Regions from separate parts of the Homo sapiens genome. Here region 2 is linked to region 1. Evidence: read pairs that join two places in POLR2A ChIA-PET (ENCODE). Cell type or tissue: PC-9. All regions are shown on one strand. Each heading gives the region's core, and the rest is flanking DNA. Links, peaks and the distances in the headings are about the cores only. Region 1 has its middle 14 kb from the start of LTO1. Region 2 has its middle 120 kb from the start of LINC02753.

Region 1 (15,634 bases), core at 3,225-11,224:
GTGAAACTCCGTCTCTCCTAAAAATACAAAAATTACCCAGGCATGGTGGTGGGCGCCTGTAATCCCAGCTACTTGGGAGGCTGAGGCAGGAGGATCGCTTGAACCCAGGAGGTGGAGGTTGCAGTGAGCCAAGACTTCGCCATTGCACTCTAGCCTGAGCAACAAAAGCAAAACTCTGTCTCAAAAAAATAAATAAATAAGTAAACAAAGTATAAATATTGCTTACATTCTTGTGAGAGTTCAAAGAAAAACCAGGTCAATATAACTAAAGTGAAAAACAAGTTCATCGAAGTTTAATACTAAACAGTGTTTACTTACCAGAATACTTTTTTTTAAATTTTATATTTAAATTTTTAGCCTGTAGTCCCATGCTCCAAAAAAAAAAAATGAGGACATTAAAAAAATTACGACAATTCCAAAATCTATTTGGTGGACTTCTTCTAGCAGCAAAATACTAAGTAGTTTTCAAACCAAACCAAACCAAACCTGACAATATAGATCTATAGTTGTTAACCTGGAAACACATCCATTTTATTAGAAAAAAAAAAGTTAAAAACAAAATATCATTTGTTCTTATTTTGGTTCAAGAAAAAGGCCCTCGAGCATAGCAACAGGTTTTTATCTATGTAGAGAATAATCTGCAAGGACCACAACCCCTGATGTTGCAGTGGTCACGTTTGGGTGATGGATTATGTGTCATCTTAATTATTTTCCTTTGTATGTTTCTGTATTTTGTGATTTGGGTTTATTTTTTTTACAGCATGAAGCTGCTGGATGTGGTGGCTCATGCCTGTAATCCCAGCACCTTGGGAGGAGGCCGAGGCGAGTGGATCACCTGAGGTCAAGAGTTTGAGACCAGCCTGGCCAACATGGTGAAACCCATGTTTTTGTCTCTACAAAAAATACAAAACTTAGCCAGGCGTTGTGGCATGCGCCTGTAGTCCCAGCTACTCAGGAGACTGACTTGGGAGGATCACTTGTGCCCAGGAGGTCCAGGCTGCAGTGAGTCACGATCATGTCACTGCACTCCAGCCTGGGTGACAGAGCAAGACCCTGTTTCAAAAAAAAAGCATGAAGCAAGTGCGGCTTTCACAGTCCAGAAGAAAAAGAAGCAGTTTTAAATTCTGAAAAGGAAGTCATTAAATGACAGTTCACTTCAAGGAACTAAAGTTTCATCTCATGCTCTATTCATCATAAATAAATAACACATTCGGAAAAGGAGGCAAGTTGCAGGCAGGCCTCAAATCCAAGTTTGACCCCATGGGGTAGGCAGGAGGAGGAGAATGCGAGGCTTGAGTTACACTCGATCTTTCCAGCTGCGCCTCCTCTCTGCTCCTTCTCTAATAGGTGTGCTTGGGTTTGGGAGCCTGTCAAATGCCATTTTCTACCTGCTTCCCTGGTGGCCCTAGCGCAGGAGACCTGGGTTGGGGTGGAGGTCTGGTGCTGTGAGCAGTAACTGAGAACAGGGCTCCTCTGGGCACCCACCTGCCTGCGGAAGGGCTCTGGCCAGCAGGGCTCAGCCTCTGCCCATCCCTAAGGCTCCCAGGGGAGTCTTCTTCAGGCTTCTAGAGAAGAGATAACATTTTGGGAAAGTGACACAAAGATGTGGCAACAGTACCTGTATTGGGAGCGGACTGAAAGTCTGAGAGGAGGCCTACTTTTCACTGTCTAACTTGCATTAGTCAGGTTAGGCCAGGCTGTGCTGCAATAAGAAATAAGCCCTGACATCTCAGTGGCTTAACCAGGAAGGGCTATTTCCCACTTCCACGAAGTCCACTATGGGTGGGGCAGCTCTCCTCCACCTTGCAGGAACCAAGGCCCCCTCATTGCCCCAGCAGGGGAAGAGACAGAGGAAGCAGGCTAGCTCCTAGCTGCCTTGTCCCAGGAGAACACTTTATTTCCATTCCATTGACCAGAACCAGTCCCAAGGCCCTAACCAAACTGTAGGGGAGCCTGGGAAATGGAGATGAGCCCACGGACGTTTGGTCAACTCTGTCTCTGCCACAATGCTTTAATGCTGTTAGGATTTTATTTTGAACCCTGTAAATATGTGGCTTCTCCAATGTAAAAAGAAAGAAGGGAGAGTTGTTATCTAATGTGTATATTATATATTATGTTATATATTCTATGTATGTAACAGGTGGAATATATCAGTCACCTCTCCTCACCCAGTTGAACAAAATGCAAAACACAATAGATGCTGTCAAAGAGATATGTCATATCCACATTTTACTGGAAATAATAATTTCTCCAAAATTGTGGTTCCTGAAGTAAATAAAGATTTAAAATAAATGATGAAAGTTTGAATCTTAGCAGATACCGAAAGTGTAGATCTTACTTTGCACAGGGTGTAGCACATAACAGGTGCTCAGTAAATGGTTGCTGAGTGAATAAGTGAGAATGTAGTGTGGCAGTGGGAGGAGAAGGCCCCTCTGAGCCATGGGAGGGGGACAGGCCATGTTTGCTGTGGTGTTTGCCCATGGCTTTTGGGTCATCTCAGTAGAGAGGGTGCCTGGATAAACAGTTTTCTTTCCAGAGCTCAAAGACCGTTTACCAAAACTGGGCCCAGCCCCTTAGGGCTAGCTGTATTTCCCTGTTTGTGTCGAGGAAAGGGGGAATGAGGGATCCAACCTGGGCTTGGGCTGCCACCTGCTGGATGCAGTGGCTCATGCCTGTAATCCCAGCACCTTGGGAGGCCGAGGCAGGTGGATCACCTGAGGTCAAGAGTTTGAGACCAGCCTGGCCAGCATGGCGAAACCCTGGAGAGGGAAGTGAGGCAGCCGAGGACGCATAGTGGCTACCGGGGACCCAGCCCTGCCATGGCCTGAGGCATTGTCCCTCTAGGTGGGAGCGTGTAGGACTCATGCACCCCCCCGGGAGGCTCCAAGAGAGTCCCCCATTTGACCTACACCCCTTATTTCTTAGAAGGCCCTAGCGCGGCTGGGCGTGATGGCTCACACCTGTAATCCCAGCACTTTGGGAGGCCGAGGCGGGTGGATCACCTGAGGTCAGGAGTTCAAGACCTGCCTGGGGCCAACATGGTGAAACTCCGTCTCTACTAAAAATACAAAAATTAGCTGGGTGTGGTGGCGGGTGCTTGTAGTCCCAGCTACTCAGGAGGTTGAGGCAGGAGGATCAGTTGAACCCAGGAGGCGGAGGTTGCAGTGAGCCAAGATTGTGCCATTGCACTCCAGCCTGGGCAACAGAGCGAGAGTCTTAAAAAAAAAAAAAAAAAAAAAAAAAAAGAAGAAGAAGAAGAAGAAGAAAGAAGGCCCTAGCAAGAAGAAGAAGAAAGAAAGCCCTAGCCCTGGGGCTCCAGTGTCCGTCTTCGAAGGGCTGTGGCCTTCATCCGGCCTCCCCTTCATCCGGCCTCAAGCTCCTCCCTGGCTTTTCCTCTCCTCTGCCCTCCACCTCCCGAGGCTCATCCCCGCAGCCTGGGGGAGCTTCCTCCTTTCCGCCCTTGGTGGAGCAGAAATTCTTGCTGGGCTCCTTCCCCCGCACCGGGAGAGCTGTGAGGAGTGGCCTTGCTGTTTCCATCTTCTTTCTTCTGCACTGACCGTTCCCCCTTCCCAACTGGACAGCAGCATCCCAGAGGCAGGACGGTGGCTCCTTCTAAACCTTGGTGCCCCCAGCTATGCCCAGTATGGGGTCTCTGGCATGAAGTCCGGTGCAATAAAGGGTGAGCAGTTCTCCTTACCCGCCTTCCCATGTCCACCTCTGGTCAGTGGGCTGTGCTGGTCCAGGAAGCCAGGGATTTTTGGCTTCTGAGATGCAGTCTCCACCACTCCACATGTTTTTTTTGGTTTTTGGTTTGTTTTAAGACAGAGTCGCGTTCTGTCGCCCAGGCTGGAAGGCAGTGGCACGATCACGGCTTACTGCAACCTCTGCCTCCTAGGCTCAAGCGATCCTCCCACCTCAGCCTCCCAAGTATCTGGGACTACAGGTGCATGCCACCACACCTGGATAATTTTTATATTTTTTGGTAAAGATGGGGTTTCGAATTCCTGGGCTCAAGTGATCCACCCACCTTGGCCTCCCAAAGTGCTAGGGCTACAGGCGTGAGCCACTGTGCCCTGCCAAATTCCAAACGTTTCTTGACAGCGTTAGTGAAATTCACGTTCCTGCACCTCAGTTTGCTCATCTGTAAAATGGGAGTGATGTTGGTACCCCGTTTTCAGGATCGACATGAGGATGAATACTTGCATATAGGAAACAGAAGAAATGTATTGATAGATAAATATAGTGAACATAAATTCGAATACAGGAACAGGAAGTTGTGGAGGTGATGGAGCCTGCCTCTCCCTTGCCCTTTGCTGAGGTCCAGGCACACACAGTAGGGGCTTTGTTGATGTTTGTGTGTAGCCGATGTTCTTTTGCTTCCTGGGGGCTTGTCTGCAAAAGTTGCAGGGGGCAGGGTGGAGGGCAGCTAGTCAACCATCAGATCAGACTGCGGGAGGGGCGAGCGTGAGCGAGCAGCTGCTGGGTGCTCTCAGGGCAACCTCGCGGCTTCCGAGTCCCCGGCCCCGCGCGGGTAAAGGGGCACCGAAGGCACCTTGCAGACCGCGCCCTGCACTCCCTGACCCTCGGCCTTGCGCGGGGCCCATTCCAGTCACCGCCACCGGGGGCCGCCATTGCGCCGCGGACGGCCCCGCTCCTCCGGGGAGCCGCAGAGCCGCCTCCCTCCCGGGCCCTCTCTTCGCCGCTCTGGGACGGTGTCCCTGCGGCCGCTAGAATTCTCTTCTGAATCTCCACTGCCCCAGCCAGATGTCATCCTGATAATCAGACCTACGGGAGATCGGACCGTTTACTTTTTCTTTTTCTTTTCTTTTCTTTTTTTTTTGAGACCGAGTTTTGCTCTTATTGCCCAGGCTGGAGTGCAGTGGCGTGATCTTGGCTCACTGCAACCTCCACCTCCCGGGTTCAAGCGATTCTCCTGCCTCAGTCTCCCGAGTAGCTGGAATTACAGGTGCATACCACAACTCCTGGCTAATTTTTGTATTTTTAGTAGAGATAGGGGGTTTCATGATGTTGGCCAGCTGGTCTCGAACTCCTGACCTCAGGTGATCCGCCCTTCTCGGCCTCCCAAAGTGCTGGGATTACAGGGATGAGCCACCGTGCCCGGCCCGGACTGTTTTCTTAGATCCTCACTTGAAGATCCTAGCAGTCTGCTTTGGAGATGGACATCGCGGGCCTCACTGGGGAAGACACTGCGCTCTGGGAGACACAGCTCCTAGGGGCAGGTGCCCCTCCCACCTTAGTCCCCACCAGACCCGCCCCTGCCTCCTCCACCCCATTAGGCTGAGGCTGATCAGAGGGGCCCTGGCCCACTGCCCGGGTCCCTGCTCAGAGGCCCCACACAACTCATGGGGAGAAGGAGACATGGGCCCAGTGACAGGTTACCCGGCTCTGATGGGAAAAGCGAGGTCTTGGAGCCCTGCCTGTTCTGGGTGCTTCTGTTTGTCAGCCTGCTTGGGCCTGGGCTGTCCCCCGAGTCTCAGGCTCCTCATCTGGGCTGGCATTGGGGCCCAGGCTTCAGCCAGGTCTAGACTCCCCACCAGCCACTCAGGCAACAGTCACTCCACTTGGGACCCCAGGAACCACAGGGCAGGACAGCTGACAAGGAAGGGGGCCCCCACTTCACCCCGAACCTGCCTTGAGCCTCCCATGCCTGGTGGGGACCCCACCAACCCCAGTGTCTGGGGAAGGCAGGACTCTGAGACAGGTGGGGCTCCCAGCCCCGGCAGGTGTCGGTGGCAGGGAAAACTCAAGGCCTGGCACCGATACCATCATTCTCGGTCTTCCCCAAAGTAAGGTGAGTATACGTGGTGCCGATGAGTCAGGTCCATGCCCAGGTATGCATTAAAATTTCCCTGGGAAAAAATAGAGAGTGTAATTTGGCAGGCTCTGGGGAGATTTTAGAGGTGCCTGCACTTCACTTACGTCTTTCCACTGCCTGGTCAACATAGTGAAACCCCGTCTCTAGCAAAAATACAAAAATTAGCAGGGTGTGGTGGTGGATGCCTTTAATCCCAGCTACTTGGGAGGCTGAGGCAGCAGAATCACTTGAACCCAGGGGGCAGAGGTTGCAGTGAGCCAAGACTGCACCATTGCCCTCCAGCCTGGGCTACACAGTGAGACTCCATCTCAAAAAAAAAAAACAAGGCTTAAAAAAATTTTTTTAAACAGCCTCACCCATATGACTTCTTTTAACCTTAATCACCTCTTCAAAGGTCATATCTTTAAGTACAGTTATACTTTGAGGTACACTGGAGGTTAAGTTTTTAACATATAAATTTTAGGGACACAATTCAGGCACATATGACTGTGTATACAGACACCTATACACACACACACATATATATACACATACACGGTTTTTGAAAAAAAGAAACTCAAACTGAAGAAAAGGTTATAGTAGAAGTTCTCCTTCCTACCCCGTCCCCAGTCCTCTAATTCCTGTCCCCAGAACTACCCACAGTTTTATTGTTTTCTATACTTCTTTCCAGAGAGGTTCTCTGCATATATAAGCATGCATATATATATATATCTTTTTTAAATTATTATTTTGAGATGGGGCCTCACTCTGTCACCCAGACTGGAATGCAGTGGCACTGTCATAGCTCACTGCAGCCTTGAACTCCTGGACTCAAGGAATCCTCCCACTTCACTTCCCAAGAAGCTAGAACTACAGGCATGAGTCACCACACCTGGCTGATGTTTACATTTTTTTGTAGAGATGACATCTTGCTGTATTGCCCAGGCTGGTCTCAAACTCCTGGCCTCAAGTGATCCTCCCACCTCGGCCTCCCAAAGTGGTACATGCTCTTTTAAATGACAAATTATATTATACTATAGACTGTGTCCTGAATTTACTTCTTCTACTCCACAATATACCTTCAATAACAAACCAACTGTGAAATTGCCAAGACTCAATATAACAAAGGTTTATTTATCCACTGTTCTCCTCCAAGTCCAGCACAGGTCACTGGGGGTTCTGCTCCACGTGGTCACGCAGGGACCCAGGCCTAGAAGGTTCACCAGGTTGTGACACAGTCATTGCAACCTCTTCCACGTGGCTTGGTAGAGAAACAGAGAGTGTGAAGAATTCACAACTGGTTTTTGGTTCCCTTTTTACATAGACATTTCAAACATACCCAAGTGTAGATAGTGTAAACAGACCCCCATATACCAATACCCAGCCTCAGCAAGGATCAATATTTCACTGTTCTTGTTCCAACAATGACCTCATTCCCCACGCCCACCATTTTTGCTGAGTCATTTCACCTGTACATACTTCAGTGCATATCTAACAGATACAGAGTTTTTTTACATAACCATAATACATGATCCCACCTAGCCAATTAACAATATAATTCAGTTTCCAGACCATTTCCATTTGTTTCAACAGTTAAAAACTGTCTTTTTAAAGTGTTTTTTTTTAAACAGCCTCACTCATAAGACTTCATTTAACTTTAATCACCTTTCAAAGGTAATATCTTCAAGCACAGTCATACTCTGAGGTGTACTAGAGGTCAAGTTTTTAACATGTGATTTTTGGGTACACAATTCAGTCGTGTGTGTATACACACACACACACACACACACACACACGGTTTTGGAAAAAACAAACTCAAACTGAAGAAAAAGGTTATAGTAAAAGTTCTCCTTCCTACCCTGTCTCCAGTCCTCTAATTCCTGTCCCCAGAAGCACCCACAGTTTTATCGTTTTCTATACTTGCTTCCAGAGAGGTTATCTGCATATATAAGCATACATATGTATATGCCTTTTTTTTCTTTTTTTTTTTGAGATGGGGCCTCACTCTGTCACCCAGACTGGAATGCAGTGGCACTGTCATAGCTCACTGCAGCCTTGAACTCCTGGACTCAAGGAATCCTCCCACTTCACTTCCCAAGAAGCTAGAACTACAGGCATGCGCCACCACACCTGGCTGATATTTACATTTTTTGTAGAGATGACATCTCGCTATATTGCCCAGGCTGGTCTCGAACTCCTGGCCTCAAGTGATCCTCCCATCTCAGCTTCCCAAAATGGTACACACCCTTTTAAATGACAAATTATATTACATTATAGTTGGTGTCCTGAATTTACTTCTTCTACTCCACAATATACCTTCAATAACAAACCAACTGTGAAATTGCCAAGACTCAATATAACAAAGGTTTGTTAATCCACTGTTCTCCTCCAAGTCCAGCACAGGTCACTGGAGGTTCTGCTCCATGTGGTCATGCAGGGACCCAAGCCTAGAAGGTTCACCAGGTTGTGACACAGTCACTGCAACCTCTTCCACATGGCTTGGTAGAGAAAGAGGGAGTGTGAAGAATCCACATTTGGCTTTTGGTTTTCTTTTCAGTTTCTATTATAGACATTTCAAACATACCCAAGTGTAGGTAGTGTAAACAGACCCCCATATACCAATACCCAGCCTCAGCAAGGATCAATATTTCACTGTTCTTGTTCCAACAATGACCTCATTCCCCACCCCCACCTTTTCTTGCTGAATCATTTCACCTGCAGATACTTCAGTGCATATCTAACAGATACAGATTTTTTACGTAACCATAATACATGATCCCCCTAGCAAATTAACGATATAATTCAGTACCCAGACCATTTCCGTTTATTTCAATAGTTAAAAACTGTCTTTTTAAAGTTTTTTTTAACAGCCTCACCCATATGACCTCATTTAACCTTAATCAACTCTTCAAAGGTCATATCTCCAAGTACAGTCATACTTTGAGGTGCACTGGAGGTTTTTTTTTTTTTTGAGACGGAGTTTTACTCTTGTTGCCCAGGCTGGAGTGCAATGGCGGGATTTTAGCTCACTGCAACTTCTGCCTCCTGGGTTCAAGTGGTTCTCCTGCCTCAGCCTCCCAAGCAGCTGGGATTACAGGCATGCGCCATTATGCTGGGTTAATTTTTTTGTATTTAGTAGAGACGGGCTTTTACCATGTTAGTCAGGGTGGTCTCGAACTCCTGACCTTAGGTGATCCACCCGCCTTGGCCTCCCAAAGTGCTGGGATTACAGACATGAGCCACAGTGCCTGGCTAAGTTTTTAACATATGAGTTTTGGGGCCACAATTCAGTCACTTATGTGTGTGTATACACACCTATACACACACACACACACACATATGGTTTTTGAAAAAAGAAATTCATACTGAAGAAAAGGGTTACAACTAAGAGAGAAGGTTTTGCACCTATTTTGTTGAGCTGAAAACCAAACAAGGCCCATGTGTTGAGTTGCTGGCTCTGTCTCCTGGGTCTCTTTATTTTCGACTTCAGTGATGAGAATGCACAGGAGGAGAGTGGCTCAGAGAGGACACGAAGGGGAAACCTGAACTGTGAGAGGTTTACAGGGAAGAATGAAAGTGGGTGACGCTTTGCCTTAAGCCATAAATGAAGGCAAGGGAGATCAAGCAGGCAGTCTTGACGTTAGCGGGGAAGTGAAAAAGAAGATGGAAGAAAGAAAGGAAGGGCCAGGGAGGAAGGGAAGGTGGGAGGGACAGTGGGTAGGATGGGGTAGAAGGAAGGTATCAACTTTCACACATCATTATCAAGAACAAGGAAAATTTCAACTTCAGTGTGAATAAACAATCATCGACAAATGCGGAGATTAATGAGATGACAGAATGATTAATAAATTGTTGGATAAGGGTTTTAAAGCAGCCATCATAAAAATGCTTCAACTGCAATTATGAATTCCCTTGAAACAAACGAACGCATTAAAAATCTCAGCTGTCGGCCAGGCACGGTGGCTCACACCTGTAATCCCAGCACTTTGTGAGGCTGAGGCAGGTGGATCACTTGAGCTCAGGAGTTCGAGATCAGCCTGGGCAGAATAGTGAGACCCTGTCTCTACAAAAAATACAAAAATTAGCCAGGCATAGTGGCATGTGCCTGTAGTTCCAGCTACTCGTACTAGAGAGGCTGAGGTGGGAGGATACCTTGAGCCCAGGAGGCAGAGGTTGCAGTGAGCTGTGATCAGCCACTGCACTCCAGCCTGGGTGACAGAGCTAGGCCCTATCTCAAAAAAAAAAAAAAAATCTTAGCTGTGAAAACTGATCTTACAAACTGGATTATTCTTGTCATACCCAACTAAACAAAGTCCAGAAGCCCGGGGGGAAAAGCACTCCTGATACATAACAGTATTTCAAAAATGTAATTCTCTGCAAGCCTGGTTGCTGAAACTGCCTGCTATAACCTGAAATCAGTTTTACCCAATAGCTGCTGATGCAACCTGCTGCAACCCTAAGACTAGGTTTACTCACCGCCCTTGCTCACCAATCAGAGCTTGCCAGCTCCCCAAAACCTCCTTCATGCCAATGAACTTTCTTGAAGAGCAATAGGTAATATTTCTCCTTTTTACAAAACCTTTAACCTTCCCTTTGTTTTCTGGACATATTGAAGACTCCCTAGTCTGTATGTGTGCCCCAAATTGCAATTCTTTCTTCCTAAATAAAATGTTTTAATTTCAGAGATTTTTCTCTATGTTTTACTGGATTTTGACACAGCAAAGAAATGGAAGTTATGGAAAAGAACCAAATGGAGAATTTAGGATTGAAAAATACAGCCAGGCATGGTGGCCCATGCTTGTAATCCCAGCACTTTGGGAGGCTGAGGTGGGTGGATCATGAGGTCAGGAGATCAAGACCACCCTGGCCAACATGGTGAAACCCTGTCTCTACTAAAAATACAACAATTAGCCGGGCATGGTGGTGCACACCTGTAGTCCCAGCTACTCGGGATGCTGAGGCAGAAGAATCACTTGAATCTGGGAGGTGGAGGTTGCAGTGAGCCGAGATCGTGGCACTGCACTCCAGCCTGGTGACAAAGCAAGACTCCGTCTCAAAAACAACAACAATCACACACACACACAAAAACCCAATAACAATAACAACAACAAAACCTTTCTGGATGGGCTCAACAGTCAAGTAGAGATGAGGGGGATGAAGTCAGTGAACTTGAGAACAGAGTGATCAAAAAAAATGCAGCAGTGCAGAAGTTGTGGTAATGAACCACAGGGAGAAAGCAGACCAGAAAGAAAATGAGCAGTCCCAGGGCCTATGGAACAACAGCAAAACAGTGAAAATTCCTATCATGGGAGTCTCAGAAGGAGAAGATAGAAGAGTGGGGCTGAAAAAGTAGCCAGAAAAATAGAGGCTGAAAACTTCCCCAATTTGGTGAAAGACATAAACCTACAAATTCAAGAAGCTGAACCAACCCCAAATAGGAACAAAACAAAGAAATACATGGCAAGACACATCATAGTTAAACTTATGAAAACTTAAGACAAACTCTCAAAAATGCTCAGAGAGAAATGACCCTTTACTCATAGGGAACACCAGTTGGAACAACAGTGGATTTCTCATTGGAAATCATGGAAGCTAGAGGAAGTGGCACATCTTTCAAATACGTAGAAAGCAGGGAAGGGGGAAGAACTTTCTGAAAATATCCTTCAGGGTTGAAGAGAAAATTCAGATATTCTCAGATGAAGGAAAACTAAGAGAAGTTGTTGCTAGCAAACTTATTGTTTAAAAAATGGTTGAAGGGGGCTGGGCATGGTGGCTCACGCCTGTAATCCCAGCACTCTGGGAGGCCGAGGGAGGTGGATCACGAGGTCAGGAGTTCAAGACCAGCCTGGCCAAGATAGTGAAACCTCATCTGTACAAAAAAAATACAAAAATTAGCCAAGCTCAGTGGCAGGCACTTGTAATCCCAGCTACTCAGGAGGCTGAGGCAGGAGAATCGCTTGAACCCAGGGAGCGGAGGTTGCAGTGAACTGAGATCACGCCATCGCACTCCAGCCTGAAGGGTTGGGTGCAGTGGCTCATGCCTGCAATCCCAGTAGTTTAGGAGGTCAAGGTGGAAGGATCGCTTGATTCCAGGAGTTCAAGACCAGCTTGGGAAACATAGGGAAACCTCATCTCTGAACAAAATTAGCCAGGCATGGTAGTATGTGCCTGTGGCCCCAGCTACTCTGGAGGATAAGGTGGGAGGATCTCTTGAGCCCAGGAATGCAGAGACTGTAGTGAGCTGAGATTGTGCCACTGCACTCCAGCCTGGGTGACACAGTGAGACTCCATCTTAAAAAAAAAAAAAAAAAAAAGAAAAGAAAAGAAAAGAAAATGTTCAAAGGAAGTTCTCTAAATAGGCTTTGAAGTTCAGAAAGGAAAGAAGAATATCGGACTGATTAAAAATAGGGGTAAAAATACAAGATTGTCCTTCTTACGCATTTTAACAATCATCTTTGATGCCTGACACCAAAAATCATGGCATCTGATGTGGTGCCCAATATAGGCAGAGGAAAGACTTAATGATAATTTAAAAGTGGAGAGAGAAAGAGACCTAAGTAAAGGTAACGCTCTTGCATTTCACTCAAAATGTTGAGCTGTTGATAGCCTCAGACCGTGGTGCCTTATGCAGGCAGTCATGTATGTACACAACCATGCAATGCTAACAATGGGGTACGTCCTCAGAAATGCATCGCTGGGTGATTTCACCATTGTGCGAACATTATAGAGTGTGCTCGCACAACCCTAGATGGTGTCGCCTGCTGCACACCTGGGCTATGTGGTACAGCTGATTGCTCCTAGGCTATACACCTGCACAGCACGGTACTGCTCTGAACACTGCAGGCAAAGGTTGCACAATGGTAAGTATTTGTGTATCTAAACATATCTAAAAACATAGAAAAGGCATAGTAAAAATATGGAGTTTTAATGTTATGGGACCACCATTGTATATGTGGTCCACCGTTAACTGAAACATCATTATGGGGCGCATGGCTGTATTGTAAAACTCAGTGTCTGTCTGTCTGTCTCTCTTTCTTTGCCTCTAGTGGCAAAAGGTACACCTTCTCTCCTCGCTCCCCTAATTGAGGTTCCTTTTTGGTCACCTTGACAGTGGGGGAGGGAGTATGAGACTAAGGCAGGCAGGATGCTGTCTCATGTCCTCCATAACTGAATGGACAATTTCTGCATCTGGGTGGCCCTGCCCCACCCACTCCCTCTCCTCTTTGGTCTTGTAGAACATTTTTGGCTGTCATTTCCCAATCCAAAGAGGGAAGGTCGCCCAGTGGATAGTGAACTGTAGGAACCTGGGGGAATACCTGTGCCGTGGGTTTTCCTCTGGGGAAATGTCTCTCCCCTTCTTAGTCCTAGCATCCCACGAGGGCTGATTTTTCCCCGGGCTACAGAAGGGGACACAGCCCAGCTGGTCAGAGCCTCCTGTGCCCAGTTGGGACGAACAAGGGACACAGGAAGGATCCCTGAGACCCAGTCTGGGGCTCTTGCTGGAGTTGTTGGTAAGAGAAGAGAATTGTCCATCATCTCGGCTGAGGCTGCTGGGGCCATCTTGTCACTACAAAGGGAAAAGATGCTTGAAAATGGACAGACAGACAGATGATGCCTGGTGTGGTGCCGGTTCCCAGGTCCCGCATGCCTAAAGCCCGGCACCTCCTGGCCTTCTCAGTAAAGGTGAGCCAATAAGTTCCCTTGTTTTTCCTACCTCAAGTCAGTTTGAGTTGTGTTTTCTGTCACCTGCGACCACAAGAGTCCTAATGCCGGGGTGGCGGGTTCCAGCCCCCTCCTTGGTTAAGAGGCCTTTCCCAGCCCCTGGGCACTTTGCCAGAATCCCCAGGAGTCAACAGGCCTTGAGGCGACGAAAAGGTTCTCGCTTTACAGATGGAGAAACAGGCCCGAAGAAAGAGTGGGATTCACTCAAGGCCTCCCTGTCCCTGGGATCTTTTGAATTCCATTTTGGAGTCTCACCAGCAGAGAGTCTTGTTCAACGGAAACAGTTTTTTGCTCCAGTCTTCTCTCATTTTTAACTCCATGTCCGTGGTGTGGGCCTAAAGCTCGGCTTGCCAGACAAAACACAGGACACCCGATTTGATTTGAATTTGAAATCAGCAATGAATAACTTTTTAGTATACATATGTTCCAAATATTGCATGGGACACATTCCTACTGAAGAAATGCATTGCTCACCTGAAATTCAAATGTAGCTCAGATGCTGTATTTTTATGTATTTGGCAACGCTATCTAAAGCAGGGAGAGGGGATGCAGGAAGAGGGCAAGGCTACCTCTTTATGAGGAGTAGGGGAAGAGTCGGGGTAGGGTGGATGCTAAGATGCAGCCTCAGAAAAATAATCTTCCCCATCTCCTGCCAGAATGCCCGCATCACCCACGGTCTGTCATCAGGGTTTTGCAGCTGCCAGGTCAGTAAAAATGTGGCCTGGAGAGCAAACATATTAACCATCAACAGTCTAGTGTGAATTAGTTTACGTACATTCACTTGTTATCCTCAGCTGTGCAGAAGGGAGAAGACTCCAGAGAGGGAGGTGCTGATAAGCCTCTTTCTTCATTTTCTCCCTGAAGTGCTGGTCTTCAGAGCACAAAGGATGGAATTTGAACTGGTTCCCTGCACACTAGAACCACAGGGGAGATTTTTTTTTTTTTTTGAGAAGGAGTCTTGCTCTGCCGCCCCGGCTGGAGGGCAGTGGTGCAATCTCGGCTCACTGCAAGCTCTGCCTCCCGGGTTCATGCCATTCTCCTGCCTCAGCCTCCCAAGTAGCTGGGACCACAGGCGCCTGCCACCATGCCTGGCTAATTTTTTGTATTTTTAGTAGAGATGGGGTTTCACTGTGTTAGCCAGGATGTTCTCAATCTCCTGACCTCATGATTCACCCACCTCGGCCTCCCAAAGTGCTGGGATTATAGGTGTGAGCCACCGCACCCGGCCCACAGGGGAGCTTTTAAAAAATCCCAGTGTCCAGACCACACCCATTCCCATTAAATCACAATCTCAGCTGGGCACGGTGGCTCATACCTATAATCTCAGCACTTTGGGAGGTTAAGGCAGGAGGACCTCTGGAGCCCAAGAGATCGAGACCAGCCTGTGCAACATAGCAAGACCCCATTGCTACAAATTAAAAAAAAAAAAATGAGCTGGGCATGGGTCTGTGGTCCCAGCTACTTGAGAGGCTGAGGCAGCAGGATCCCTTGAGCCCAGGAGGTCAAGACTGCAGTGATCAGTGATTGTGCACTGTACTCCAGCCTGGATGACAGAGTGAGACTGTCTAAAAAAAAAGAAAAAGAAAGAAAGAAAGAAAGAAAGAAAGAAAGAAAGAAAGAAAGAAAGAAAGAAAGAAAGAAAGAAAGACAAAAAACTCAGAATCTCCATGAGTGGTTTCCAGCTATCATCTTTTTTTCAATGTGCAGCCAAATTTGAGATCCAGTGGACATAATAGCTCAGGACACATGGTTCTATCCTTGGTGAGGTTTGCTGTGGATAGGCAGCCGGCTCTGTGCCAGGAATCCCGCAGACATCATTTCACTGGATTTCTGTATAGCCCTACCATGCAGACCCTGTTAACCTCATGTCCGCAGAAGGATGCAGGCTCAGAGGGGTGATGTGACTTACTCAAGGTCACACAGCAATCAAAGGGCCCTGCCCACAGCCCCTGAGCTGCCTCCAGGCTGTGTGGCTCCAGGAGAGTGCCTTTCCTGTCTGGCGCCTGCCACGGGTAGAGAAGGCTGTGTCCACAAGCATCATCCAGCCCTGCCTGTCAGCTCTCTAATCAGCATGGTTACATGACAAGGACACCAAAG
Region 2 (15,634 bases), core at 5,011-13,010, 260 kb after region 1:
CCAAAGTGCTGGGATTACAGGCGTGAGCCACCGCGCCCGGCCTTAAATTGCTCTTTTATATCTTTTGAATTTCAAGCATGGGCACTACCTATTCAAAAACAAATGTAAAACACTGAATATATTATGGAGCTAATTGGACGTTAGAGTCCCCCATGGGGTGGGGTGGGTGATGTCATCATGCTGTGGCGTTCCCTAGGGACCTGGTCTCCACCCGGCCTCTGTCCTATCTCTGCTTTATTTTAACTTTCAAGGATGGATGTGACTTTCAGATGACTGATGGTTTCAGATTTTTTTGCTCCTTTTTTTTTTTTTTTGACATTATCCCCGGATCTTTTCAAAATAGTAATGACAGTAAAACAACAGAAAAGAACCATGTCAGAATTCTGATCACCATCATTATTAAACACACACATTCCTTTTCCTTCAACCAATACGGAGCACCTCCTATGTGCCAGGCCCCGATTTAAAGACTGCACATAAGGATATTCCTGAGCTTTTGCTTCTTTTTCTGAGCTACCTTAAGCATCCCTCAACACACACATTTCCCAGGGAGGCAGTGGCAGCTCAGAGCTCAAAGCCGTAGAGGTTCTCAGGGCCTAGAGCCCGCGGAGGCGGAACCTCAAAGCCGTGTTCATGGACTCAGGGAATTTTCAGGCTCTGCAGAGACAGTCAGACTCCCCGGCCCAAGCACCCAGGGTGTGCTGAAAGTTTAGATGTCACGTCCCTAAAACGTCAGCCTGTCTGTTTCCAGCCCACGCCGCCCCAGGCTGGACTTTGGGAAGTTCTGAACAGCCCCAGCTTCGCTGCATTCCCCAACTCCCTGCAACCCAGCGTAAACAACTCTGCACTCAGCCGCTTGGAGAGGTTGCTAGGATATTATCGCTTTGGGAAATGCAGGAACCAAGTTTGGAGAGGCTGCACAGCAGAGGGAGGGGACACAGCTGCAAAGCGCCCATCCTCCAGCCAGGCCCTCTGGGGGTTCGCCGGACCCTTGGGTGCCCAGGGTCCGAGGCAGCGCGTGGCTCCCCACCTCCCCTGGCACCACCCACACCCCCTGGCCTGTGTGCTGTGAGAAGGGGTCACTCAGTTCTGGGAGAGCCCGTGGATAGCCGAGGCCTGGGCGCTGGGCAGACTCCCAGGCTCGTTAGCGTGGCCATCCCTGGCGTATTTCCGGCCACAGTGCGAGAATGGGGAATGTTCTCTTTCATGGGCAGTGACCCCAGGATTTGCCATTTCTTATGTTTAAAGCTTGCGTTGATGGTCTGGCTGCCACCAACATTCTTCCCCCAGAGATAATGAAGTACAAAAGCCGGATGAATGTGAGCTGGGGACCCAGAGCACCCAAGGAAGGACAAGGGAACTCAGAAGAGCGGTCACTGCCCATCCCCTCCCTGGCTGTGCCTGGTCTGAGGGGCTCCAGGGCAAATCTTTCCCATTCTCCGCAGGTGCTTCCTCGGAGCCTGCACACGCACCTGGCCCTTCTCCCTGGGTTGTCTTCCATCCACCCCAAAGCCTGTGTCCACTGGGCAGGTGGAACTTCTGCTTAGGAACCTGCCCAAAGTGGGAGGAAGCTGCCCCCTGTCGCCCCCATGACAGCAGGGACCACACTAGGCTGCAGCTGCCCCTGGTCTTGACTCTGTCCCCCTGACATGAGCTCTTCCTGCACGCTTCAATTTATATTCTCCTTAGTATTCCTAAAGCTCAGCCACTGCCCACCACAAATTTTTTGTTTATGGATGTCCAGAATCTATTCAATCATTTCTCCTGTTTGTGAATGTTGAGGTTGTTTTTTGTCACTACATAAAATGCTTCAATATGTATTTCTCCAAAGTGGGATTTGAGATTTTAAAACGTGCTTATTTTTATTAGGCGTGGCCAAATTAGATTCCAAGGATTATGTAGCCCAAGCAATATCGAGCAGTATCTGTTTCCCTTATACTCCCACCAGTCCTAGGTGATGCTGGTATTTTTTGTTTTTTTAGTTTTTATTTCCTGGTTGTGTGATCGGTAAAAACAATACATCTTCGTATCGTTTTGTTTTGTTTTTAATTTTTTTATTTCCATAGGTTATTGGGGAACAGGTGGTGTTTGCTTACATGAGTAAGTTCCTTAGCGATGATTTGTGAGTTTTTGGTGCACCCATCACCCAAGCAGTATACACTGCACCCAACTTGTAGTCTTTTATCCCTCACCCCCTTCCTACCCTTTCCCCCGAGTCCCCAAAGTCCATTGTATCATTCTTATGCCTTTGCATCCTCATAGCTTAGCTCCCACTCATGAGTGAGAACACACGATGTTTAGTTTTCCATTCCTGAGTTACTTCACTTAGAATAATAGTCTCCAGTCTCATCCAGGTTGCTATAAATGCCATTGCTTCATTCCTTTTCATGGCTCAGTAGTATTCCATCGTATATATATCCCACAGTTTCTTTATCCGCTCATTGATTGACGGGCATTTGGGCTGCTTGCACATTTTTGCAATTGTGAATTGTGCTGCTGTAAACATGCGTGTGCAGGTATCTTTCTCATATAATGACTTCTTTTCCTCTGGGTAGATACCCAGCAGTGGGATTGCTGGGTCAAATGGTCTTTCTACTTCTAGTTCTTTAAGGAATCTCCACACTGTTTTCCACAGCAAATTTTTACAAAAGATGGAAAAATAGTGGACTCCTGCTCTCAGCCCCAGAGGGGCCAATGTGAGTGCAGGGGAATCACAGGAATCCCAAGACCAAGCCGCCCGAGACTGGGCTGGGCTCCCTGGGGGTGGGGCTTCTCACCCTTAGCACTACTAACACTTGGGGCTGGAACCATCTTAGTTGTAGGGGGCTGTCCCGGCCTCTCCCCACTACATGCCAATGGTACCACCCAAGTTGTGACAACCAAAAGTATCTCCAGACATAGCCAAAGTCCCCAGGGGGCAACTTCTTCCTGATGAAGAACCCCTGACCTGAGCAGCCCACCCAATCCCTGGGAAGCTCCGCAGACCCCAGATAGCAGGAAGGAGGGAGGGAGAGAGCAAGGGTCCTGTCCGGATGTCAAGCTCTGCCTACCGAGGCCCTGGCTGGGCTGCTACCTCCCCACCCACTCAACACAGGAGCCGGAGGCTCCTTCTCAGGCCAAGTGGTTAGGGTTGAGTGGGAACGGCAGGGCTGAGTGCACAGTGCCTGTCTGGAGCCGGGCAGAAAAGCAAAAGGCCTTTACGGCAAAGGGGTGCATAGGAGTCGGCCGAAGGAGGGCTGACTCATTGGGGGAAGCCATGGCAGGGCCCCATGGCCCAGGACCACTGCCTGGGCAGCATCGTCAGCTCAGGGTACCCCCGTCCACAGGCGGTGACCTTGGAAAAATCAGCAGAGCAAAGGCCAGGGACAGCCAGTGAGGGGGAGCCATGGCAGAGCTCAGACACAGGTGGTGACCCTGGAAAAATAAGCAGAGCAAAAGCCAGGGAAAACCGGCGAAGGGGGGCCATGGCAGAGCTCAGGCCGCATTCATGCTGGAGGTCAGGACCAGAGCCTGCTGCCACCTGGCTCATCTCAGGAGGGAAAGTGGCTCTGCAGAGATGGCAAATGTGTCTGCTCTCCCCCACCTGCGCCACACTGCCCCGCAGCATCACTTCCCGCCCTACACCTGCCATGACTCCCTAGCTGCTCACCCCACCTCCATCCTGCCCCCTCCGATGCATGCCCCACCCCAAAAGCAAACCCTGCTATGCCTTTTGGAGGCTCACCTCCTGTCCTCTGCAGCCTTCAGGCCTCAACTCAAGTGTGCCCTGCCCTCCCCAGCAAGGACAAATGCGTGCAGGTGTTGGGGACCACTCTGTCTCCATCAACTCCAGATGTTGTTTTCCACGTTTGTGTACATTTTTGATCAATGTCTGATTTCCCATTGGATTTTAATCTCCAGGAAGGTAGGCTGGGCTGTGGTTTGCTAAACTGTCTATCTCCAGCACCAAATAGTAACTGTACCATAGGCTGGGCTCCACAGTCATTGGGTGGGTAAATGAATGGATTAAATAGGCGTGGACAAGGGCTGTCTCTCCTGGCTGCAGAGGGCAAGATTCCAGACTGCAGTCAGCTCTTGAGGGCACCATGCAGCCCAGACACTGGTGCCCCAAGCGGCTTCTCCTCTAGATGGTGGAAACCTTTGAAGGCCGGCGATGGCACTGGGGGACCATCTGTAGGACAGTGGGGAGCCTGAGGTCTCAGTTAGGTGTTGAGGCTGAGCCAGGTGTTGAGGCTGAGGTCTCAGTTTGGTGTTGAGGCTAGATCAGGTCTACTCCAGAGAAGGGAAGGCCACTAGGGGTCACCAAGGCTACTGCCGTGAATTCAGTCCACTGCTGAGACCTGGCAGAGGTTGGGTGAAACTAGTCTGGCAGGCAGGAAGCAGGGAACACAAAGGGATCCGTGAAAGTTGAGCTTTGTGAGTGGAATTCCTTCAGAGCCTGAGGCCTGAGGAGTCTCCCAGTGGCCTGTGTGAAAATGGGAAGTGGCGTGGGGGGAGTGGATGTTCCCACTGCACAGGGAGGAGACACAGAGGACAGGAAGCTTGCTCTGCCCAGGGTCCCTCCTGCCTCCTGGGGAAGCTGACCTGAGCGAGGTGGGGGCCACATCCAAGGGGCCCTGAGGCCGCCTCAGCCTGCTGCTGTTTCCCACGCCTCGTCCTCAGCTGCAATGGAGAGACCAGGTCCCAGGAGGGAGGCTATTACAGGGCTTGACCCAGGCAAACCCGGAAGCCAGTGCCGGGAGTCTCCGAGGACCAGCCCTGTGAGAACAACCGTAAAGACTCCCCGCTGAGAGGCTTAAGAGACTGCCTCAGTGCCCACTCTGTGTCTGCCGGGCACTGGCCCCAGAACAAGGCCCTGTCCCAGGCTGGCCCCCGGGCTGGCTTCAGATCTTGGTCCCAGGATCCTGGAAAGCCCTTCCCAACTTCAACCCTTGGGCTCCAGTCATTGAAAGAGAAGAAGCCCGTTCTCCATGGGTGTGCTGGAGGTGCTGGGGGTGCTGAGGGTGTTGTTTGAAGGTGGGAGCCAGGGGAGGGCCCTCTGGGTTCTTCCAGCTCAGCAAAGGGTGGGGTAACAGCATAGAAACGTGGTGTTCTTTTTGCATGACCAGGTGGAAGATTAAAATCGCCCCTGGTAGAAAGGAGTCTAGTCTTGCCAGTGCTGCAGATTCTCGGTAAGATAACTTCAAATGCTTCTGCCACCAAGTCTCCCGACAAACACACATCTCCCTGGAAATGCAGACTCCCACTGATAAAGCCATCAGCACCTCACATGACAATGGGGTCCCTCCTTTTTACTCACTCTGGAACTGTGCCTGCTCAGGAGCCTGCAGGGTGCGGACAGGGCAGGAGGGTCACCTCCCGACCATGTGGTGCCGCATGCTTAGTGTCTAGGGAATGGAAAGGGCTGGCAAAGAGTCAGGCCCCCAGACCCCAGCCAAGCTGCACAGGGTTTTGGAAGAGGCTCCTAGCCGGGGTGCAGAAGGGGCTGGAACACTAGAGGAACTGAGACAGAAGCCCCGTGAGCAGAATGAGCACACACAGGGGAGTTCACAAAGGCTGCTGTTCTCTAGGGCTCCGGAGGCCAAGGTCCTCACTAGACCAACCCTTGGCAGCACCAGCCGATCCACCACCTGCCAGTGCCAGGGGCTCTGGGCTCTGGGCTCCAGGTCAGAGAAGGCCGGGGCTGGGAGAAGACCTTATCCCCCACACCATGGAGGAAAGCACTCTCAGGACCCCACGCCTGCTGTCTGTGGGCCTTCCTTCTCTCTGGTCAGATGTCAGGACTCCCTGGAGCAAAATGGTAGCAGCAGTGGGAAGTCTTTCTCAGTGTCCTCTGCACCTTCCGTTGAATCCCCGCCTCCCTCCTTCCTCCAGGCCTCATCATCTCCTATAAGACAGGGCTGGCTCCACTGCCCCACCTGCTTTCACATTTCTGTCACTTGGTGGAACCATGTATCACGTTAAGCATTTGAAGTGATCTTACCAAGAATCTGCAGCACTGGCAAGACTAGACTCCTTTCTACCAGGGGCGATTTTAATCTTCCACCCGGTCATGCAAAAAGAACACCACGTTTCCATGCTGTCACCCCACCCTTTGCTGAGCTGGAAGAACCCAGAGGGCCCTCCCCTGGCTCCCACCTTTATTGAGGGACCTCAATAAAGAAAGATTCATTTTACAGTCAACAATAAGCACGAACAGTAGAGATGACAGGTGCCTAGCAAGTATTTGCTGGATGGGTAGAAGGAAGGAAGAAAGGAGAGAGGGAAGGAAGGCAAGGGAAGGGAAATGAGGGAGGGGAAGGGAAGGGAGAGAGGGAAGGAGGGAGGAAGGAAGGAAGGAAGGAAAAGAGGAAGGAAATGAGAGTAATGGATGGATGAGTGGGTGGATGGATATGTGGATGGATGATAGATGGCTGGCTGGATGGATTAATGGATAGCTATGTGAGTGGATGGATGAACAGATGATGAATGGATAGATGGGTGGATGGGTTGATGTGTGAATGAATGATGGATAAATGGATGGGTGGATATGTGGGTAACTGGATGGATGGATGGATGGGTGGGTGGATGGATGGATGGATGGATGGATGGATGGATAGATATGTGGGTAGATGGGTAGGTGAAAGGCTGGGTAGGTGAGTGAGTGAGTTATATGTTTCAGGGATGCTCCAAATCAGGGAAACCCAACATCATAGAAAGGTGCTTCACAGTGGACTAAAGACTAATAAAAGATACCTTCCAACAGCAAGATTGCTTATGGTTTTAATTTTCTTCTTTGTGCTCCTCTGTATGAAACAAAATGGGGAAACTCTACTTACCAGAATGCCTGCCGGGGAGTGCAGATGTAATTAGAAGGCATACTATGGTAAGCCACGGGGGCAGAGGTGGGAGGGACATGACCCCTCCAAGCTGAGGCTTAAGCTTTAACATGGTGGTACCCCTGCTCTGTTAATAGGGAGGCCTCTCAAGGAAGCAGGCTTATCTTTGCTGAAGGAGATTTGATATCATGTGGGGGAGCTGAGGACTTAGAGAAGAGGCACTTGGCAGGAGGTGGGCAGAGAAGGTGGAGCTCTGATGGCCACAAGAGGGAAACAAGAGTAAGGACTCTACCTGTGGTAGAGAAAAGATGTGTTTATGGGAATGTTTGAGGCCATTTGCCATGGAGTGCTATGTGCTCGTCTGTCTTTTTAGCTTGATGTCTTGTTGCTGAGGGGCTTAGCAACAGCAGGCATTTATTACTTACATTTCTGGAAGCTGGAAGTCCAGCACCAAGGTTCTGGCAGACACAGTGTCTGGTGAGGGCTCACTTACTCCATTCCTAGTTTGCAGATAGCCGTTGATATGGATTGGCTGTGTCCCCACCCAAATCTCATCTTGGAATTTTACTCCCATAATTCCCACGTGTTGTGGGAGGGAGTCGCTGGGGGATAATTGAATCATGGGGCAGTTTCCCCCATACTGTTCTCGTGGTAGTGAACATAAGTCTCATGAGATCTGAGGGTTTTATCAGGGGTTTTGGCTTTGGCTGAAGGGGATCTGACATCGTGTGGGGGAGCTTAGGACTTAGAGAAGAGGCACTTGGCAGGAGGCGGGCAGAGAAGGTGGAGCTCTGATGGCCACAAAGAGGGAAGCAAACAAAAACAGACACCTGTGGTAGAGAAAAGACGCGTTTATGGGGGTGTTTGAGGCCATTTGCCTTGGAGTGGCAAATTCTCTGTTTGTCTGCTGCCATCCGTGTAAGACAGGACTTGGTCCTCCTTGCCTTCCGCCAAGATTGTGAGGCTTCCCCAGCCATATGGAACTTAAGTCCAATTAAACCTCTTTCTTTTGTAAATTGCCCAGTCTTGGGTATGTCTTTATAGGCAGCATGACTAATACAGCTGTTTTCTCACTGTGTGCCCACACGGTGGGGAGAGAAACAGAGACAGAGACACAGAGACACAGGGACATACAGAGACACAGAGACACACACAGAGAGAGACACAGAGACACACAGACACACAGAGAGACACAGAGACAGAGACACACAGGGACACACAGAGAGACACAGAGACAGAGACAGAGAGACAGAGACACACAGAGACGGAGACACACAGAGAAAGCATTTCTTTGCCTCTCTTCTGGTAAGGACTCTAATCCCATCATGAGGACCACAAGCTCATGACCTCATCACCTCCCAAAGGCCCCACCTCCCAAACCCATCTCATTGAAGATTAGGGTTTCCACATATGAATGTTGGGGGTACACGAACATTCAGTCCATAGCAACTCTTCCCCTCTGTTCCTTTATTAATTATTAATTATTAATTATGAGTTATTATTAATTATCATAGTTAATTATTAGTTATTAATAATCATAATATTAATTATCTATTAATTATAATATAATTAGTTATTATTAATTATATTTTTAAATATATAATTAATTATATTATATTTTATATACAATATATTTTAATATATTTTTAATATATTTTAATATATAATTAATTATAATAATTAGTTATTATTAACTATAATAATTAATAATACAAGTATTAATTATAATAATTAATAATACAAGTATTTATTATGAATTATGAATTGAAAATTACTAATACAACCTAAATATAAAACCTCCAAGTTCAGAGTTTGCCTGGATTTCAGTGGAAGCCGCGCCCCCACATCGGTATGCATTTTGCCTTGCAGGAGAGTGCGGCACCTTAGGAGCACTGTTCTCAGCACAGGCACTGCACCTCTGCATCTTTGCATGATTTTCTGCTGGGTGGAAATGGTGTGTCTTGTAGAAGGAGCACTTTGATCTGACTTGCATAAAGTTGCCACAACTCTAGAAGCAATCTAGAGGCAAAGCCACCTTTCGTGTGAGCTCAAGACAGAATTCAGAAGCCTAGAGGCAGGGAAACCCACGCGTCCAGATTCCATCCTTCCCAAATGTTCTACATTGTGAAACAAAGAGATGAAAACCCGGAGAGGTCAGTGGTCCCGTTCAGGCCCATTGAATACTCTGAAACATTGGGGCAACCCCAAGGCTCTGAGCATTACAGCTCATGGAAATCTCCCAAGGGCCTCAGCTCTGAGTGACACCCATCCCAGTTCACCTGGGTGTTCCTTGGCACAGGGAAAATGGCCGGCCTCGCCCCATCCCATGGCACCCACCTGAGCTGACCGGCTCGGCCCTGCAGCCAGCGATGGCCATATCCAGGCCACACGCCCCAACCTCCTGTACTTCAGGATCCTTCGAGAACTTTCTTGAAATCCCTGGAGAGTCTGGTTCTGTGGGTCTATGAAAGGCCCTGGGTACTGGTGCTTTTTTAAAACTCCCTGGTATTTTTGACTCACAGCCAGGTGGAGCTGCGGTTCCTCCTGGTTGCCAGGGCAGCCTTTGCCCCTCACAGTGAGCGTGCACGTGGCGTCCCAGAGCCTGTGCTGGGTGGGCAATGCTGAGTCCACAGACAGCCTCAGCGAGCCCCCACCCTACTGCTCTCCTAGACGTGCCCACGAGTGAGTGCGGAGTAGCTTCCCCAGCCCTGCTCCCCACCGGCCTCCAGGTCCTGGGTCTTCCCTGCTGATCTGAGCCCCTCCATTGCCTGACACCAGCGAAGGGGGCACAACTTCACACTGGGCTCACTTCGTCAAGGGGACCCTGAGTCACCAGGGTGTGTCCAGAGAACAAAGACCGGGCAGGGGAGGGGCAGGACAGGACAGGGTGGCTCAAACTTCCAGGAGCGCTGGGCTGGAGGCCTCCTGATATCTGCGAGGCTGACTCACGGTGGAGGGAGCAGCCGGCTGTGCTGTCCTCATGAGCAGGAGTGGCCGTGATAAGGGACAGATTTTAAACGATTAGAGAAAGAGCCCTCTGGCAGCCTGTGCTGCCCGGCCTCCTGGAGGAATGAGGCCCCATCCCTAGAAGCGTGCCAATAAGGAGGGGTGACGGTGACCCACCCGAAAGGGGGATCTGAGAGAGTGTAATGAAGGGACTATTATAAAAGGTGTGAGCAGAGAAAGGGGAAACCCAAGGAAGGGGGCGTGCCCAGAGCCCCCCCACTGGCAGCAGCAGGTGGGAGCTGTGGAGTCTTTCATCCCAAAGGGGGCCGAACAGGCTGGAGCCAGGCTGGAGGAAGGACCACCCAGGAGAAGCCACCTCCTTTAGCAAAGGAACCAGGCCATGGCAGACAGGGAGCCAGGGACACATTCCTCAACTTCTCTCTCCCCTGAAAATTATTCTCCCATCAGCCAAACTGAACAGAGGACACAGGGCAAGGAGGATGTGGGGGCATGCACAGCCCTGTAGGTCAGCGCCCAGGGCACAGGGCTGGGGAGGAGGGTGGAGGGTGGCTCTTAGGGACCTGGGGTGGCCCATTAAGTCCACTGCTGGGAAGAATTTGGGGTAAACCAGGCCCTGGCTCCTAGCAGGATCAGGATGCGGAGCAGAAGCTCACGGATGTGGCCATCTTCCCGGGCACATGCACTGCTTTGGAATTGGCCATCGGGGCTTATGGGTCAAGTTGGACTTGCTGGGTGATGTCACCCCCAGTGCAAAGAATCAGGCTCCCCACCGGGGACTTCTTGGTGACTCACACAGGCCAGCCCTCTCCCGGAGTGGTGAGGCAGCTCTTTGGATGACAAACTGGGCAGGAACAATGAGACAGTGTGGGCCTGCATTCCTGAGAATGAAGGGATTTCCCTTCCAAGTGCAAGGCTGTCCTGTGCTGGCCTCACCCATGACCCTACTCTGCCTCTGGGTGCTGCAGTGTGGCAGGTGCCCACACTGGCCCCCAGAAGGGCTGGAAGGAGGCAGGGAGGCTGGCTTATTGGCTCACCATTCAGCCCATGGAGCCAGGAGACCCTGAGAGTGACCGAGGGACCTTGTCGAACACTTTGGAAAGTCACAAGAACTGGATGCGGCTGACCAAGTTCCACAGGTCATGGGGGAAGAGAGAGAGAGCTGTTTGCTTCAGCAGGAAAATGCATCCCAGGAAAACAAAGTGCCGGGTCCAGCACCCACACACGTGCAGCCCATGGGGATACGACTAGCAGAATGACTAGGACCCACCTAGATATGGGTGCAGTCGCTTCCTAAACAATCGATTCATTTTCCAATTCATTGTACCATCATTGCCCATCTTAGCTGGAAGCCTAGACTCTTCCTCCTGAAGACTCACCCACTGATGTAGACCGTCCAAGAACATTAGGACTTACACAGCCCATAGGATTCACTCTGATTTCCAAGCCAAAGACAGAGGGCACTAGACCATCAATCCACAGAGCCCCTGGTTTGACCGAGGTTGTTTCTGTTGCCACCACAGGGTGTCGCTGTTGAACACTGGGTTGTGCATCCAGGCTCCCTGCCATGGGGGGACCTGCTCAGGCCCTCCTGGTGCCCCATGCTTGGCTCCAAAGGGCTGTGGATTCAAGGCTCGCCACTGTTCCCCATCAGGAGCCCCCATCGCTACATAGGCAGGACCAACTCCCTGCAACCTTGTGCTCAGCTGGGAAGCCGGTGGGTGGGGTCCCGTTGAGCACTGTGGGTTCTCAGGGCCCTCTACTGTCCGTGAACCTCAGTTGGAACCATTCTAGTCCATCCAAGAGTCTCTTAAGGGGGCCAGGGCTCCTACTCCCATCCCACCAAGAGGCTCCTTGCTCCCTGGACAGATCTGGCCACGTCCTTCCCAGCAACCAGCTCAACAGGGGTCCTGGAGAGAAGGAGATTGTCAGGCACAGAAGGTTCTGCTCTCATCCTCTCCAGACCCCACAGACCTAGCCTTTCTCCACGCCACCACTCTCTTTATCCCTCCAGTCAGAAAAGCAGATAGCACCTTCCCACCCTTCACCACAATAAAAAAAAGTGACATTTCACTCCACCTGACACCCTGCCAGTTGGAACTGAAGTCTGACGCTGATGATAACGGCCTGGATCCTGAGTTCTGGGAGTAGGACCCTGGGTTGGAGGTGGAGGAGGAGTAGGGGAAGCTGGGCAGGGAGAGGCACCGGGGGAAGGGAAGAGAAAGAGGAGGAAGAACAAGTTCTCCTTTCCTCAACTCAGGACCGCACTATTAGGAACATTTTGAAACAGAAGAAATGGGACTTTGTCCTCCTTCCTCCTTTATTTGGCAGTTTTGTTTGTCCCAGTGCTGCTTGCTCAAGCTCCCACGGGTAGCACTCACCTTCCTCCGTGTCCTGGGATCCCAGACACACCCCAAGAGAGCCTGTCCCAGCAGTGCAGGGCATCTTCATTTGGGTGTTAGCAGGAAAGCACACTGCACAAACAAATTCACACTAAAGTGAGAGTGGCTGATAGATAGTGACCCCTCTAAGAGCTAGGAGCATTCTCTACAGAAGTGGTTTCAGAGCCTAATTATTCACTAATTGGTGGGCTTCACACCCAAGTCAAAGGAAACATGGGCAGTGTTGGGGGGATACCTGGAGGGGGTGGGTGGAGCAGGTCACCCCTGGAGCCACAGCCTCAACATCACTCCTGCTCTTTGTGAGTTCCTTCCTCCTCTCGCCTCTGCACCGAATGTTTCTGTCCTGGCCCCCCATGAGGATAGGGGGCCCAGGTAGGATGGTGGACAGGTGGCCCTGGACTGAGGCCTCGAGGGACTGAGCTCTGGGCAGGTCAAGGGGATGCTGGCCTCCACACCAGAGACCCTAAAAGGACTGCCTTCTGTGGACCCTGAACTCCGCAGCACCATCCTGAGATCCTCGCTGCCCCCAGAAGACCCTCCGTTTTCACCGAAGTGAACTTGGCCAGAGTTAAGCTGCCCAGGAGTAGCATCCGGAGACTAATTTGAATTCCCAATGCCCCACCCATCCTCAGTGGTGGATCCAAAGTGGACAGAGCCTGCCTTTACCCATAGGGAAAACCACAGGGCTCATACCTCCCTGGGCCCCAGGAGCTCAAGCCCTTCTCAGCCTCCCTTGGACAGTTTCAGAGACATGGGGGTCACTCGAGTGACGCAGGGCCAGCCTTGCTTACAGAAGCCCATGACTCACCATGGTGGCGTCCGTGAAGGGCTCCCTGACCAACGTGGGCTCCTTCTCACAGGACCCTGCCTTCGGGGGTCAGGGACACGACCACCAGCTCCCCACCACTCGGCACCCCTGTCTCCTGTCAGCTGGGAGGTGGGCAGAGGGCCCCTCTGTCAGCTGAGCCCAGTGTCCTGGCATCTCCTGACTCAGGGTCAGGTCAGGCAGGTGAAGGCCCCACAGATGTCTAGGAAGCACCTGGTCTGCCTGGGCCAGGGCAGGGGTGGGCAGAGCCAGGCTCACTGAATCAGTCACTCAGATTCTCAGAGCTCCAGGTGCCTCATCTGGAGAACAGGGAGAATGAGAGCACCTCTCTGAGGATCCACGCCAGAACCCAATAGCCAAAGGGATTCACAGGAGCAAGGGAGGGTGAGTGAGGTCTGCAGCCCAGCAGGCAGACGGGGCGAGAGCCCGCGCGCCGTGAGCACAGCCAAGCACCGAGCTCATGTACCATATACGGTTTACGGGGTGAGAAGAGCTGGTGGGCTGTGAGCACAGCCAAGCACTGGGCCCATGTACCATACACAGTTTATGGGGTGAGAAGAGCTGGTGGGCCGTGAGCACAGCCAAGCACTGGGCCCGTGTGCCATACACAGTTTATGGGGTGAGAAGAGCTGGTGGGCCATGAGCACAGCCAAGCACTGGGCCCATGTACCATACACAGTTTATGGGGTGAGAAGAGCTGGTGGGCCGTGAGCACAGCCAAGCACTGGGCCCGTGTGCCATACACAGTTTATGGGGTGAGAAGAGCTGGTGCGCCGTGAGCACAGCCAAGCACTGGGCCCGTGTACCATACACACAGTTTATGATAAGAAGACGATGAGTGTGGTCATTATGGTTTCCCTGTTGTGGAGCAGGCAGATGAACAGGCAGCTCTAAAAAACAAGGAAAGATTTGAGAAGAGAGAGAGAGACAGAAGCAGACAGAGAGAGACACACACAGAGGGAGACAGAGAGACAGAAAAAGAAACAGAGACAGAGATAGCGAGAGAGAGAGAGAAACAGAAATACAGGCATAGAGAGACAGGGACAGAGAAAAGGAGAGACAGGTGAGAGACAGAGACTGAGATCGAGAAAGAGACAGGGACAGAGCAAGCTAGCCAGGGAAGCCCAGAACCCTTACAAGGAGGGTCTCCCAGATGGGGAAGGGGGAGAGGGACGGCATCATCTTCACAGACAATTCGGCGCTGGAAAAGACCAGCTTGAAGAGGAAGCGGGGACTTCTGAACTGTGGGAGAGGCATGTTGAAGCCCACATGGTTTGTCTTGGTGGCCAGGGGTTCCCCAGCAAAAGAGAGCCATGGTTAGGGTGAGGGAAATGTGGATGGGCAGGAGCCCATGCAGGAGCAGAATGTATTTTATCCTGTGGGGATGAGGAGTCCCTGAAATCATGAGCCAGCAGCACCTTTGGATGGAACAATCCAGTTTAGAGCTGGAGCTTTGCTGGCAAGACTGGAGGAGGGATGGAGGCTGAGTGAAGTCCGCAATCACAGCGCAGCTGGGCAAAGCAGGTGGTGCAGGAATGAACGCTGTGCTGAGGGACCTGAATCCTGGTGGAGGGAAGGCCCAGGCTGCTCCACTCTCCGGGGCAGAGGAGAGGCGGGAGGGAGCAGACACCTCGGTGCCCCACCTGTCACAGGGCACCCAGGTAGCAAAGTGGTCTCCTGTGTTGTGGCGCGAATGAATGGATGCATTTACTGGAGAGACATTCATAAGCAAAGAGCCCTGTAAGAAGGCAGATGAAAATCGGGCCAGCCTGGCTACATGGTTTGCAGGGCCCAGTGCAAAATGAAAATGTGGGGCCCCTTGTTCACAAAACAGAGAAAAGAAACATGACTCAAGGCACAAAAGTAGACAGCTTTTTCCTCTCATCTGCAGCCCCTTTCTTGGCTTCTTATGATGTTTTTTTGTTTGCCTTTCCTGTTGTCATAGAGCAAAGTTAAAATGTTAAATGATTGGCATGCATCTCAGCATGCTCATGTTTACCTTGCAAGATGCAACTAGAAGAGCATTTAACACACGTGTAGAATCATGGAAATTACACCATTCGGATCTCATAGCTCATACATACCTATATATTTTATTTATTTATTTTGAGACCGAGTTTCACTCTTATTGCCCAGGCTGGAGTGCAGTGGCACGATCTCGGCTCACCGCAACATTTGCCTCCTGGGTTCAAGCGATTCTCTTGCCTCAGCCTCCCGAGTAGCTGGGATTACAGGCATGCGCCACCACGCCCAGCTAATTTTGTATTTTTAGTAGAGATGGGGTTTCTCCATGTTGATCAGGCTGGTCTCGAACCCCGACCTTAGGTGATCCACCCGCCTCGGCCTCCCAAAGTGCTGGGATTACTGACGTGAGCCACCACGCCCAACCTGTTTTTTTGGTTTTTTTTTTTTTAGACAGGGTCTCACTCTGTCTCCCAGGCTGGAGTGCAGTGGCGTGATCTTGGCTCACTGTAACCTCCACCTCCAGGATTCAAACAATTCCCCTGCTTCAGCCTCCCAAGTAGCTGGGACTACAGCACCCGCCACCAAGCCCACCTAACTTATTTCGTGTTTTTAGTAGAGACAGGGTCCCATCATATTGGCCAGGCTGGTCTCGAACTCCT

What was found. ChIA-PET counts read pairs that join two places held together with the same protein. Peaks named below come from ENCODE experiments on the same cell type or tissue, not always from the same donor. Only the 100,000 strongest peaks of a DNase experiment are listed, where the experiment ranks them.
Region 2: POLR2A ChIA-PET joins it to region 1 with 20 read pairs; 2 of 35 experiments call an interaction of 5 or more read pairs at or near these places.

What each region holds. Positions count from the first base shown.
Region 1 is chr11:69,681,417-69,697,050 of GRCh38, forward strand. No RefSeq gene overlaps it. Among named protein-coding and RNA genes, the nearest start is that of LTO1, 14 kb to the left of the region's middle. RefSeq lists silencers at 4,494-4,743, 4,516-4,686 and an enhancer at 7,144-8,343. In PC-9, for the core only: a CTCF peak has its summit at 4,613 (motif pointing right); DNase peaks (open chromatin) are centred at 4,615, 6,725, 7,265 and 10,275; H3K4me3 peaks cover 762 bases; H3K27ac peaks cover 5,204 bases.
Region 2 is chr11:69,938,968-69,954,601 of GRCh38, forward strand. No RefSeq gene overlaps it. Among named protein-coding and RNA genes, the nearest start is that of LINC02753, 120 kb to the right of the region's middle. RefSeq lists enhancers at 4,216-5,117, 9,355-10,554. In PC-9, for the core only: CTCF peaks have their summits at 9,365, 11,280 (motif pointing right) and 11,486; DNase peaks (open chromatin) are centred at 9,344, 9,734, 10,594 and 11,294; H3K4me3 peaks cover 1,554 bases; H3K27ac peaks cover 3,717 bases.